Linked DNA regions of Homo sapiens: region 2 is linked to region 1. Evidence: chromatin contacts called from ENCODE Hi-C or POLR2A ChIA-PET data. All regions are on one chromosome and are shown on one strand. The core of a region is the stretch at or near the end of the contact, and the rest is flanking DNA. Distances in the headings are between cores, read along the strand shown. Region 1 overlaps ENDOD1 (endonuclease domain containing 1). Region 2 holds the start of SRSF8 (serine and arginine rich splicing factor 8).

Region 1 (7,487 bases), core at 357-2,856:
CACAGTATTTTGTTCTCTACCTTGGCATTATGACAGCTCTTGCGATTTGTGGATAATTCCTCTCTCAATATCACGGGAATAAATTAAGCTTAGCCAGGGCACTCCCCAAAATGATTTAAACATTTGTTTTTCAGCGTGAGGTTCATAGACACCCCCCCCTTTCCCCCGTCAGCATCACCTGGGATGGTGGTGAAAATGCATATGGAGGTCCCACCCCAGACATACTGAATAGAATGTATCTCTGTGGTGAAGAACAGGAGTCTGCATTTTTGACAGCCACTGCAGGAAATTAGTGATGTCTCCTTAATTCAGTTGAATTTGAGAACTATTGATTTAAGGAGACATCACTAATTTCCTGCAGTGGCTGTCAAGGTAGGGGCTTAATTCCTTCAGAGAGTGATCAATGAGAACCTGATGGAGATCTAGCCCCATGGTTCCTATTACAATCGTATTAGAATCACCTGGGGAAATTTAAAAACACCCTGATGCTGGGGTTGGGTGGAGGGGAACTTTTTTTTTACTGGTTTAAGAAGTCTGGGTTGTAGTCCCAGCTACTCGGGAGGCTGAGGCAGGAGAATGGCGTGAACCTAGGAGGCGGAGCTTGCAGTGAGCAGAGATCGGGACACTACCCTCCAGCCTGGGCGAGAGAGCGAGACTCAGTCTCAAAAAGAAAAAAAAAAAAAAAGGTCTGGGTGAGGCCTGAGGATATTTTTAAAGCTCCCAGGTGATTCTGATGTGCAGCCAGGCCTAAGAACCTTTGATCTTGTCTGAACTCAGAAGGTGGAAAAAATTAGAAATGGAGCCTTCTCAATGTAAGGGACTCCTCTGAATTCTGTACCACACAGTCAATGCTAAGAATAATTGCTCTGGAAAGGATAGCAGAGTGGAAAACAGGCTTCTGTGAGTAACGTGGAAGGAAACCAAAGAAGACCAGGGCTGATGTAACCTGAGAAGGTACTGCAGTCTGGAAAGGTCTTAAAGGAGTCCGCACACTTTTTTTTGTTTGTTTGAGACGGAGTCTTGCTCTGTCACCCAGGCTGGAGTGCAGTGGCGCGATCTCGGCTCACTGCAACTTCTGCCTCCCGGGTTCAAGCGATTCTCCTGCCTCAGCCACCCGAGTAGCTGGGATTACAGGCGCGCGCCACTCCGCCCGGCTAATTTTTTTGTATTTTTCATAGAGACGGGGTTTAGTAGAGACCGTGTTAGCCAGGATGATCTCGATCTCCTGACCTCGTGATCCGCCCGCCTTGGCTTCACAAAGTTCTGGGATTACAGGCGTGAGCCACCGCGCCCGGCCGGAGTCCGCACATTTTCTTAGGCTCCCTGGAGGAGCTTGAAACTCCTCGCTGTGTGTGATGAGCAGCCAGAGGTGTCCCCGGGAGAGTCTGTTTGCCCCCAGGCCACCCATTGGCCTTCACACAGGGCTTTCTTGCCTGCATTTATTGCCAGTTTGGAGTTGGTGAATTTAAAGAATTCCTCCTTTTATTTTTATTTTTTCAACTAATCAAGAAAAAGGGAAGTCTGAAATGCAAGTAGAACACCCACCCTTTCGAACGTTTTATCTTCCGTTCCACCGTCTTCTGACTCGGGAGAGAGCTCTTTAGCCATTTGTCTTTGTTTTCCCACAGTTTGCCAACACCTACGGGTGTGCACAGCACAGGCCAGAGCTGGAAATGCGTCCTTCTTCCCACAGCCAGGAAGGTGTGTGAGTGGTGCTGGGAGCCCAGAGGAAGGGTGATTCACTGGAGGAAGGCGGAGAGGACAAGGACATGCTCTGCTAAAAGGCCTTTCAGGAAATGAAAAGCTCTGCATTTCTCTTTTCTAAACACACACACACACACACACACACACACACACAGACACCCAAAAAAAGAAAAAAGAAAAATGAGCATTCCCCTAATTCTTCTAAAGCGGTTTCTATTCCCAAGAGGATAAAGAGTATTTTAGATGCCAAGCACGGAAGATTTTTTTTTCCTGAAATGGGTGGGTTGGCACTTTCTTTCCTGAGAGCTGAAAAGGCCTCATGCTTTATTCCTCCTCAAATGTCCTTAATCTGCTGTGGCCCCACCATCCTCCCCCTCCATTGTTGAAAGGCAGCAGCTCCTTCCCTCGCTGGGTATTTCCCATGGTAAGTAGGTTCTCCTAGGACTCACCCGAGCCTCAGATTGAGTTCATCCTACTGTGTGTGACTGTGCAGAGGACCTTTAGGCCCCTGTAGGCAGCTCTGATAAGATTATCTGATGTTCTCATTATCAGCTGCACCCACGATCTTTTCTAAGGAGGGGCTCTTTGACCCACCTGATGATGGCAGCAGGGGTGTTGGCATTCCTTTTACATCCCAGTGTGTGTGGGTGTGTGCCTATATTGTAGTTCACACAGCAGAAATAAAATGGGAACACCCACTGTTCAGCTCATTCTATTATTTTAACTCTTGTTGAAAAATAAAACAAACCCCTAAGGAAATAGCGTCTTTGTCCCCACGGAGTTGGATAGCTCCCTAGGTCATCTCCTGACCACAGGATCTTGTCGGAATCATCCCCTACATGTGCTTATCTAGCCTCAGCTTAAAATTCTCCAGGGGAAGGAAACTCCACCCTCCATGAGTCAGAGTCATTGAGAGTTTAATAACCACTTTGATGGTCTGTTGTCAGGACCACCTTTTCCTTGCAGCAGATCAAGGAGCAGAATTAGAGGAGAGCCAGTTCTCTCTGGAGACTCATCTGCAAATTGGAGGAAATCTTATGTGCATCAGAAGATTGTTGTGGAGCTCAAATGAGATCATTCTTTCAACAAATGCCAGTCACTCCCTGGTGTGCAGGACCATCATGCTAGGTCTGGGAACACAGAGATAATTGGGCACTGGCCCTGGCCCTTCAATTCAGTGGTTCAGACTGATGGATAAACATACCGTCTCAGTGCAGTGGCAGACTCCTCTGCTTTGTCTTTGGAGGTCAGCCTGCCAAACTCGGCTGCCCACTTGTGTCCCACACTCTGAGGCGCTGTCTCCACTCACACCAGTTGCCCATCAGCAGCAGGGCCACACCTGGCCTGCTACCTGCTGCCATGCTGCTCCTTCGAGAATCCACCCTTCTCCTCCCCATCACCACTGAGCCTGTCTTGCTCTTTACCTGCACCTGCACTGCTCAGTCTCTTCACATCAGCGGTGCCATTAGCACCTGCAACCTTGGGCCCATGCCCACCTGGATTTGGAGGTCAGGTACTTCAATCTGTTTGCAGGGACAAGGCTGCCAGGGTTCATATCCACCACACCTAGGCCAGTTCTTTTTCTGTTCTTGTCTCTGGACTGCAGATCATTGCTGGGGGTGTAAGTACAAAAACTCAAACCTTGGCCTCAGCAGAGCTGCCCTGCCCCACTTGTCCTGGCTGACATCCATGGGGCCTTTCTTTTCAGTGGTCTTTTTCCCTCTTCTGTAAATTCCCTGGCATGGTGGCCTTCGGAGGCTAAAGACATTCCGAATTTTCCCTATGCTCTTGGCCCCTGGCCACCATGGCAGAGAAGCAGATCACCACTTCCCTGAGTAATTGCCAACACCAGCCCTCATCTGCCCTCCTTTCATCCTCCCCTGCATTCTCAGAAGAGGTTCTCAGAAGACGCTGACTCTTCTCCATGGGATCCCAATATCATCCCCTTGCTCTGCCCATCTTCTTCTTCCATTGATCCCATCATGGTCACCAGTGTACTGATTAGCAGATACCTACCAAGAACCTACCATATACAGAGTCTCTATTATGACTTAGGCAGACAAGGAGTACAAGAGATGATCCCAACTTTTGAGGAGCCTACAGTCTGTAAAAAATACCAGAGGCAAATGCACAGGATCCCCCTCCCTGGTACACTGGGTTCCCTTCTCTCTGACAACTCTTTTTTGCTGACTTTCAAGTCCGTGTATGTATGTGTGTGTGTGTGTGTGTGTGTGTGTGCTTTTTAAAGCCAATGACCAACATTAGTAACACATTACAAGCCTCTCTCCCCTTTTCCATTCTTCCCAGTCAGTCATTCTAGCCCTCTGCAGAGACTCCTTATCCTCCTGTACATTCTAAGACATTCTGTCACTTCCTTTCTGCTCTCAGGGCTACTCTCACTCCATTGTCCCATGGTGTAGTCCCCTGACTGGTCTCAGCTGGGACACCTGATCTCTTTCTTAGTCTTCTGGCCCTGTGGGATCCTCTGTCACATCAAAACACTTGCACAAGGTTGATGCTGGGAAGGGAGTTAAAGGAACTCCCTTGTCCCTGTCATGTCTCTGAGCTATTTCAGAGAAACGGCTTGTGAAGATGACATGATTCTAGCTCTAGAGAAGTTGAGAAAAGAGTGCTTGGGCCAAAGAAGGACAGAAAAGGAGTGGAGGAGGCCAGCGAGCAGTGTTGGTACTGGCAGGCTCCAAATCTTCATGCTTATGTCCCTGAAGGCCACTTCCCACAAACAGCTCCTCCTCCCTCCTCAGTGACAAACTCCCTATGGCAAATCTGCACTGGTGACTCTGGCCCCTGACATTTGCATAGATTTTGCAGCCCAGAAGTCCTCAGGGATGGGAGTCCGTTCAGTGCCTTCCTGCTCCTCCAACCCATTGCCTTCTGAGCATTCCCCTTGGGATGCTCTAGAGTAGAAGTCCCCAACCTTTTAGGCACCAGGGACAGGTTTCATGGAAGAGAATTTTTCCATGGACCGGGGAGCAGGGGGATGGTTTCGGGATGATTCAAGAGCATTACTTTTATTGTGCACTTGATTTCTATCATTGTTACTTTGTAATCTATAATGAAATAATTATACAACTCACCATAATGTAGAATCAGTGGAATCTCTGAGCTTGTTTTCCTGCAACTAGATGGTCCCATCTGGGGGTGATGGGAGACAGTGACAGATCATCAGGCATTAGATTCTCATAACGAGCACACAACCTAGATCCCTCACATGTGCAGTTCACAATAAGGTTTGCACTCCTATGAGAATCTAATGCCACAGCTGATCTCATAGGAGGCAGAGCTTAGACGGTGATGCAAGTGTTAGGGAATGGCTGTAAATATAGATGAAACTTCGCTTGCTCACCCACTGTTCACCTCCTGCTGTGTGGACCAGTACTGGTCCATGGCCCTGGGGTTGGAGACCCCTGCTTTAGAGCTTCAGGTAACCTGCCCTAAGATGCTATGTCATGCAGAGACTCAAGTAGCCCCAGCCTCCCAGTGTTCCCTTTACCTTGCATGGAAGACGATGTTTGTTTATCCTTGTAACCTGCTTATCTCTCAAGGCCGAGGTCCTCTTTCTCTCCTGCCTCTACCTAAAGACTTCTTAAACAAGAGGCCTCTTGCTGCAGTCTCCTGTTGCTCATACCCAGTCACTTCCACCAGCTGTCTTCTTTCCTGAGCCCTCTGTCGCTACTGGTCTCTAATCACCAAAGGCCTAGGCCTTAACTTCATCTTTCTCTTTCCTCTCTGCAGCAGGTGGCACACACTGTTGATCATCCCCTAGCCAAAGCTTTCTCCTCCCTTGACTTTTGGCATGACCCTAGACAACTGATTCTCCTTATAGCACCATTTTTGTCTCTCATTTGTTCCTTTATCCTCCTGTTCTCTCACAGTGTCTGCTCTGTGGCTGTCAGCATTCCCCTCCTCATTCAGATACTTGGGATGCTACTGGCATGTACTTAGGAGCTTTGAAATCAGAGAAGCTGGGCTTAAGCCCTGGTTCTTCCACATGCTTGTTTGATGACTTTGTACCTGCCATTCATCTGAGTTTCAGTTTTCCCATGTCTGACATGGAGATGATAATGATACCTATCTTGTAGGGTTATGTGAAGGGTAAATGGGATGCAACAATGTTTTTGAAATTTTCGTCTGATCCCCTGCTGCCCTTTCCAAGTAACCTGTCACTTTTCCTTACCTAGTGTCCTATTTTCACAGGCTGCCTGTTTCTGCCTTAAAGCCTTTGTGTAGAAATCTTGCTAAAGCTTTACTGACCTATCTGTTTCACCAAATCTGTCAACATCTTGCATATCCTTCAAGTTCCACTTCAGGATTGTTTCCTCCAGTGTCTTCCCTGACTGCACTCATTGTGCCCTTCCTTCCTCTGAAATTCCGTTGCTTTTCTTTCTAACATTTATTTAGCAGTTGATATAAACTGGATTATGCTGTTGCTTTTCTTTTGATTTTCTGTTTAAGTTTGTATGTATCTGCCTTGTTTCCGTAAATAGATGGTGACTTTATTGATGCGAAGGCCCATTTTGAGGCATATGAAACAGTGATTAGGAACATTAGCTATGGGGCTGGACTTCCTAAGTTGGCACGTGGTCCCGTCACATACTAACCATGTGACCCTGGGCAAATTACTGAAGCTTTTTTTTTTTTAATTTAAATTTTTTTGTGGGTACATAGTAGGTGTATATATTTATTGGGTATATAAGATATTTTGATACAGGCATGGAATGGTACATAGTAGGTATATATATTTATGGGTAACATGAGATATTTTGATACAGGCATGCAATGTCTAATAATCACATCATGGAAAATGGGGTATCCTTACTCTAAAGCATTTATTCTTTATGTTACCAACAATCCAATTATATTATTATAGTTATTTTAAATTATACAGTTAAAGCGTTATTGACTATATTCACCCTATTGTGCTATCAAATACTGGGTCTTATTTATTATTCTTTCTTTCTATTTTTTTGTACCCATTAACCGTCTCCACCTCCCCAACACTCCCCACTATCTTTCCCAGTCTCTGGTAATCATTCTTCTGCTCTCTAACTCCATGAGTTCAATTATTTTGATTTTTAGATCCCACAAATAAGTGAGAAAATGCAATGTTTGTATTTCTGTGGCTGGCTTATTTCACTTAATGTAATGACCACCAGTTCCATCTATGTTGTTGCAAATGACAGGAATTCATTCTTTTTTATGGCTGAATAGTACTTCATTGTGCATATGTATGTACCACATTTTCTTTATTCATCTGTTGAAGGACACTTAGGTTGTTTCAAAATCTTAGCTATTGTGAACAGTGCTGCAACAAACACGGAAGTGCAGGTATCTCTTCGATATACTGATTTTCTTTCTTTGGGGTATATACTCAGAAGTGGAATTGCTGCGTCATATTGTCACTCTATTTTTAGTTTTTTTGTTCTATTTTAGTTTTTAGTTATGGAGAACCAAAGTGTTCTCCATAGTGGTTGTACTAATTTACTTTCCCACCAACAGTGTAAGAGGGTTACTTTTTTTCTGCATCTTTACCAGCATTTGTTATTGCCTATCTTTTGGATATAAGCCATTTTAACCAGGGTGACATGATATCTCATTGTAGTTGTGATTTGCATTTCTCTGATGGTTGATGATGTTGGGCACTTTTTCATATACCTGTTTGCTATTCGTATGTCTTCTTTTGAGAAATGTCTATTCAAATCTTTTGCTCATTTTTTATGTTTCATTGATTGATCAATTAACTGATTGATTGATTTTGAGACAGG
Region 2 (7,074 bases), core at 4,575-7,074, 41 kb before region 1:
ACGTGATTGCCTCTGGTGGGAAGCAGGGATTGACTGGAAAGCTCCTGGCATGAGAGAATGTGATGGGGCCATGGGAATGTTCTACATCTCCTTTTGGGTGATGATTACATGGGTGTATATGAATGTTAAAAGTCACTGATGTGGAGACCTATGGTGTATGCATTTTTATTGCATGTATTTTAAACTGGAGAAAACTGAACAGGAGACAAGACAGGAGCAGCTGGAAAAGTGGGAACCATCTTAAGAAACACTGGAAAGCTGAATGCTAGGCTGGCAGGGAGAAAACCTGGAGGGCAATGGAATCCCCAATGCAGAACCAAAAGGAATCAAGATTTTGTGACACCAGGTACCTCTAGAGTTGGATGTAAAAGTGAGGCTAAACACAGAGATTTTGATAAAAATCTGTTGGAGAAGTTTCTTTAGTTCCTTGGGTCAGCTCCATCAAGTTAGCATCTGGATGACTACTTCCACCAACGACTTCCACTCATCTTTCAGTGGAAAATGAGACTTTCTTGCTCCTATATTCCAGGTGAGAATTGGAGGTTGCTAAACTTAGGTGATGAAGTCGGATTGTGGACATAAAAGTGCAGGAAAGAAAGGGATTCTGACAATTTCTGGAGATGGTAGCTTGGCTCACGTTCCAACTTGGAATGTGAGAACTGAATTTCTGCTTGTTATCTTCAGCAGCATCACAATCTTATCCTAGCCAGATAGATGCCCTGGAATGGCTATCATTAAAAAAAATCTTGGATAGTAAAAGAAAAGAAACATAAACACACAAATAATTTGTAGAAAATATTACTCCTATTGTCCTCCTGTTTCTATTCAGCTACTTTCATAAATATTTTACATTCTCTTGCCAAATAAGAGCAAGCAATAGTACAGCTAAACTTGTTTCTAAATTAGTCTTCTGGAAAGTTCAGGGAGTTAGGGGTGGCTGTGGAGGGCTTCTTCAAGCAATTGTAATTAGAATTCTATGTTACTTCATCTGACAATCTCAATTTGGGTCACTCTTCTTTGTAAAATTTGCCCATATCTAGCTGTTTGCCCATGTCCAATCATAAGCTTTTGCTATTCTGTACTGTTTTGTTTTGGAAAATCAAGGAACATTGATAATGAAAATTATCTAAGAGCAAGTGTAGAGCCATCTTTGTCCTCTCCCATGACCTCTGTTCCTTCATTTCTGAAGGCTTCTCTTCATTTCTGAGAAATAACAATTATGAGTTTGATGCATATTCTTCCTGTTTATAGTCGGAAGTCTACAGAGCCAAGATGATATGTCAGGTTTGGTTTTAACAACTTCTCTTCCTCCTGCTACCTATTTAAAAACTCAATATTACAAGGCCTGAACAGATTGCTACGTATATAGATCCTAGTGACTCCAACAGAGTCAATAGACCTGTGTAATTTTTTATTTTATTCATTCCCCTGCTGATGGACATGTAGATTATTTCCACATCTTTGTTATGTCAAACAACACTTTCTTGAACAGCTGTGTGCATAGAACTGGAGTTCCTTGGTTATACTGATATTTGTTTTCAATTATTCTAAGAATAGCTAGGTCAGTCTACAATTTCTATCTCCATTAGCAGTGGGACAGTTCTGGTTTCCCCATATCTTGGCCCATTTTTACACTGTCAGATCGTTTCACTTTTTCTAATTTAAATTGAGAAAAAGTGTCTCAATGCATTTTCTCAATTACTAGTGATCTTATACATCTCCTCATATTTATTGGCCATTTGGATTTCCTTTTTTTTTGAGTTGCCTTTTCTAAGGCTTCGATCCCTTCTTTTGGGTTGACTCATTGTTTTTATTGATCTGTGGAAGTTTTCAGGATACTTATTCATTGTCTATTTTACATATGACAAAACTGTTCTTCCAGCCTGTATCTTGTCTCAATTTTTTATGTCATCATATACTGGAATGAGTTAAATATGTCAGAAATTTTCATTGTGGTTTGTGCTTTTGGCTCTTCTTTAAGATAATTTTCCCACCTTGAATTCATAAACACATTTTTCAGTATATTCTCAAATAGCCCTAAAGTTCTCTTTTATACAGTCTTTAATCCATCACTAATTTACTCTTCTAAGTAGTGCACGGTAGAGCTCTATTTTATTTTTCCCCCCAAGATCAATATCTCTTATTGAATTGTTGATTGCTTTTCATGGGATTGGTAAGCCACCTTTATTATATACAGACTCCCACATATACAGTTGAGCCTTGAACAAATGAAGTGCATGGGTCCACTTATACAGGGATTTTTTTTTTCCACAACCGTATTGGTAAATTTTTTGGAGATTTAGAACAATTTGAAAAAACTCCCAGATGTATCTTGTACTCTAGAAATATTGAAAAATATAAGAAAAAATTAGGTGTGTCATGAATGCATAAAATATGTATAGATATTAGTGTATTTTAACATTTGCTACCATAAAATATGTACAATCCTGTTACAAAAAGTTAAAATTTATCAGAATTTACACACACACACAGACCATACATAATGCCATTTGAAGTTGAGATAAATGTAAACAAATGTAAAGATATAGTATTAAATCATAACTGCATAAAATTAACTATAGTAATACTGTATTATTATAAGAATTTTGTAGCCTCTTCCTTTTGCCATTGCAGTGAGCTCGTGTGGTGAGTATCCTCTTAAAATGCTGCAGGATGCTAATCATCTCTGCCTGAGCAATTTTTTTCTCTCTGGTAAATTGTCTATCACAGTAAAAAGTGATCTCTTGAGTATCATGTTTAGGGCAATATCCTAAAGCTTGAATAATACTATGGGGCCCAGACGAAGTGCCACTAGTGATGCTGGAAATGTTCCCAAGAAGCAGAGAAAAGTCACGACAGTATAAGAAAATGTTGAATTGCTTGATGTGTAGGGTACATTGAGGTCTGCAGTGAGGTTGCCAGCCATTTCAGACAGGCTATTCATCTTGTAAATGGTTAAGGTATCCATAAATATAGTACAGTATAGTAAATACATTTTCTCCTCCTTATGATTTTCTTAAAAACATTTTCTTTTCTCTAGTTTTCTTTACTGTAAGAATCCAGTATTTAGTACATGTCACATACAAAATCTGTGTTAATCAACCGTTGATATCTGTAAGACTTCCAGTCAACAGCAGGCTCTTAGTAGTTCAGTTTTGGGAGGAGTCAAAAGTATTTGAGGAGTTTCAACTGCACAGGGATTCAGCACCCTGAATCCCCTCATTGTTCCAGGGTCAACTGTACATGTATCTGTGTCTGGTCTCAGTATCTGTGCTTAGAGGTACTGTTGATATCAGCTCAAATATTACAGTTTGATAAGGGAGAAGTCTTTTTTTTGTTTTAAGGCATCATTTTGGGGGTTGTCATTTAAATATTTGACTCTAACAGTGCTAGCTCTACCGCCTTGAACAAGTGACTTAATGTCTCAATGACTCAGTTCTGTCATCTGAAAATTAGAGGTATGAATCTTCTTATAGGTCATAAGAATTAAATGATTTATTGTACCAAGAGTAAACCGAACAGTGTTTGCCATGTTATAGTCACCAGGTATGTTAGCTATTTTAAATAATATTTTACTATTAGAAATAAAGAGGGACTTCTGTTCATCAAAAGATATGAAAAAAAGAGAGAAATGACAAACCAAGGAGTGTGAACTGATATTGTATTACTCATATCCAGCAAAGAGCTGATATCCATTATATATAAAGAGCTAGTGCAGAGAACGCCAACCCAATAGAAAAATGGACAAAATACATAATAGGCAGCTTATGAGTAAGAATACCCAAATGGCCAATGAACGTGAAAAAATTACTCACTCTCATTTGCAGTTAGGGAAATGAATTTTTTTTTTTTAAGTTTTAAGTGACAAAATCTCACTGTGTCACCCCAGGCTGTTGTGTGGGGACGAAATCACAGGTAAAACAAATCTTAATGCCCTCACCTAACTGGCTAAAACTAAAAAGTCTGATATTCACCAAAGGTTTGCAAAAGTGAAGAGCACTGAGCACCCTCATACACAGCTATCCTGTGTGTAAATTGATAAAAACTGTTGAAAAACAATCAGGCATGGTAAAGTTTGAATTCACATACAGTTGTCCCTTGATATTCTGCAGGTGGATGGGGTTTGGTCCTTAGTAACCCCTGAGGATTCTGAGGATTTTCAAGTCCATATATAAAATGGCTTGGTATGAGCATGTAACCTATACGTATTTTCCAACATACTTTAAGTCATCTCTAGATTACTTACATTATGATGAAAATGCTATGTAAATAATTGTTTACTGTATTATGTTCTATTTATTTTTATTGTTTTTTTTTTCTGAATAATTTCTACCCACAGTTGGCTGAATTCACTGATGCTGAAGCCAGAGGTTACAGTGGGCTGCCTGTATTCTGTGACAAGGGATCCATTCATACCTAAGAGGACACATGAGCTCCAGTATACATGTCCAAGCATGTTCTGAGCAACACTGTAAGAGGCCAAAAGTGGAAACAACCCAAGTGCCCATCAACAGCACAAACATTTATACCATTGAATGCCTTACGGCAAGGTAACAGGATCAAGTACAGCTACATGGAACACATAGATGAGGGAAATAAAACACAAAATACATTAAAATATAAAAAGCACAATTCTATGTATATAAGGTTACATAACATTTTCAAAATCAGCAACGTTTTAATTAATTTAATTAATTTAGAATTCTCCTGCAGAGGAGTTTTCTCTCTTTTCTCCAATGTGTTAATTTATTTAATCATTTATTTACAACAGCACAGATTAATATTTATTTTATATTTTGGAATATGATATAGTAGTATTTTAGTTTGTTCCTTAAATTGTTCAAGATTTGGCCATTGGGAGCTGTTTTATTGGTTTTTGTACCCCTCTAAAATTACCCCATCAATGCTTTTGTTTGTTTTCTATTTATCACATCCTTATTTTCCAGCACTCCAAGATGCTCTAGGCCCTTTCTGTATATTTCCTTTCCAGATTTAGAAACTGTATTTCTTCATCAGTATTGCTAGATTGTTTTTTTCTTTAAAAGTGTTAGATTTCAGTTTTATTAATCATCTTTTTAAAAAAACATATTGTCCCTTTTATTTGTAATTCTATTTTTATTTTAATGTTTTATTTTTTGTTTTGGTTTTGTTTTACTAATTGCTTGACTTCAACATAAAAAAAGTTTTAGAAATGTGGTTATTAATTTTCAAGTAAATATGATTGGATTCAGGTTTTTTATTTTTAACCTTCAATATTATTTCACTGAGGTCCAGATGTGCTGAATTTATTGACCTATTAAATTTTAATTGACATTTATTTTGTAGTCTTGTATTGGGAAATTCTTCTGTTTTCTATATATTTTTGGTTGTTGCAGGTTATATGATCAAAATTGTTGTTTGTTGTGCAAATTATTATAGCATTACTAGTTTTGTTCTCTGCACTATTGATTTCTGAGAAAACGGTGTTACGGGGAAAAAACAAACTTCCATCATGAGTGCAGATTTTTCAGTTTTACCTTATAACTCTCAGTCTTGGCTATGTGTCACTGTTATGTGTTTAGGTGCGTTAAGTTCATCACTGTAATGTTTTCCTAGTGAATTTTCTTTTCAATAACTATGAAATGTGCTCCTTTGATCCTATCAATACACTGGATATTAATATTGTTGCCCTAGGTTTCTTTTGTTTAATATTTGTCTGGATTGCCTGTTCCCATAAATTGACCTTTAATCAGTTAGCTTTGTTCTTAAGATTGGTTTAAAACGTAGAATAATAGGGAGGAGCATGGGAGGGTGGGACGTCTAATGTAAATCCAGCCCAGTGATTACATTAGCTGGGCGCTGATTAGGTTAGGATGTTGCCCAGGTACAAGGCCAGGATCTTCGGGGCCTGGCTTCATTTGGAGTTCAGCTACCAAAAGGAAACCTTCCTCTGGGTCCTGGAGTATTTGGCCTGAAATTGGGAACTCGGAAGTTGCTGCTCCAGGGCGCTCCCTGCGGAGCTCCGCCGCCCGCCTCTCCGCCCGGCCTTTCCCGGCGTCCCCACGCGGGGCGCAACCGCGAGAAAGAAACGCAGGTCGCACCGTCAGCGCCCAGAGCAGCGCCAGTTTCCGGGCCCGGGCTGCTCTCGGAGCCATGAGCTGCGGCCGCCCCCCTCCCGACGTGGACGGCATGATCACCCTCAAGGTGGACAACCTGACCTACCGCACCTCTCCCGACAGCTTGAGGCGCGTGTTCGAGAAGTACGGGCGCGTGGGCGACGTGTACATCCCGCGGGAGCCCCACACCAAGGCGCCCCGGGGCTTCGCTTTCGTCCGCTTTCACGACCGGCGCGACGCCCAAGACGCCGAGGCCGCCATGGACGGGGCGGAGCTGGACGGACGCGAGCTGCGGGTGCAGGTGGCGCGCTATGGCCGCCGGGACCTGCCCCGCAGCCGCCAGGGAGAGCCACGCGGCAGGTCCAGAGGCGGCGGCTACGGACGGCGGAGCCGCAGCTACGGGCGGCGGAGCCGCAGCCCCAGGCGGCGACACCGCAGCCGATCCCGGGGTCCCAGCTGCTCCAGGTCCCGCAGCCGATCTCGCTATAGGGGTTCTCGCTATAGCCGGTCTCCCTACAGCCGATCTCCTTACAGCCGGTCGCGCTACAGCCGCTCTCCCTACAGCAGATCTCGCTACAGGGAATCTCGCTACGGCGGATCTCACTACAGCTCATCTGGTTACAGTAACTCTCGCTACAGCCGATATCACAGCAGCCGGTCTCACTCGAAGTCTGGGTCCTCCACTAGCTCTCGCTCTGCATCAACCTCCAAATCGAGCTCTGCGCGACGATCCAAGTCCTCCTCGGTCTCCAGGTCTCGCTCGCGGTCCAGGTCTTCATCTATGACCAGGAGTCCTCCCCGGGTATCCAAGAGGAAATCCAAGTCAAGGTCGCGATCCAAGAGGCCCCCCAAGTCTCCTGAAGAGGAAGGACAGATGTCCTCTTAAGAAAATGATGCATCAGGAAGCAACGTGATGGAGGACTTGGGGGAAAAGGATCACATACTCAGTCTATGGAAGCAACGTCCCTGGAAGAAGAGG

What was found. Hi-C counts contacts between places; a loop is a spot of excess contacts on that map. ChIA-PET counts read pairs that join two places held with the same protein, here RNA polymerase II (POLR2A). Pooled maps may share reads with other maps.
Region 2: a map of mammary epithelial cell shows a loop between it and region 1 (8-fold over the local background). The contact joins the promoter of SRSF8 here to the enhancer-like site in region 1. A Hi-C loop is called at or near these places in 20 of 168 maps with a recorded cell type or tissue (B cell, CD4-positive, alpha-beta T cell, Caco-2 and 17 more), 14 of 37 single-sample maps with no recorded cell type and 18 of 50 pooled maps. POLR2A ChIA-PET finds 5 or more read pairs at or near these places in 38 of 52 experiments (A549, A673, AG04449 and 30 more).

Annotation. Positions count from the first base shown.
Region 1 is chr11:95,106,670-95,114,156 of GRCh38, forward strand. All of the region lies in intron 1 of ENDOD1 (endonuclease domain containing 1), which reads left to right. Among named protein-coding and RNA genes, the nearest start is that of ENDOD1, 21 kb to the left of the region's middle. RefSeq lists an enhancer at 1,447-2,646. Within about 2 kb of position 1,607, at least 20 of the 41 ENCODE cell types and tissues checked have a DNase peak (open chromatin) inside an H3K27ac peak, as active enhancers do; they include A673, B cell, HCT116 and 9 more, where a contact is called at or near this core.
Region 2 is chr11:95,061,095-95,068,168 of GRCh38, forward strand. SRSF8 (serine and arginine rich splicing factor 8) reads left to right here and starts at 5,825. Exons shown (of 1, transcript NM_032102.4): 1 at 5,825-7,074. The coding sequence starts at 6,133. The coding sequence ends at 6,981. RefSeq lists enhancers at 5,649-6,406, 6,131-6,320, 6,901-7,010 and a silencer at 5,801-5,880.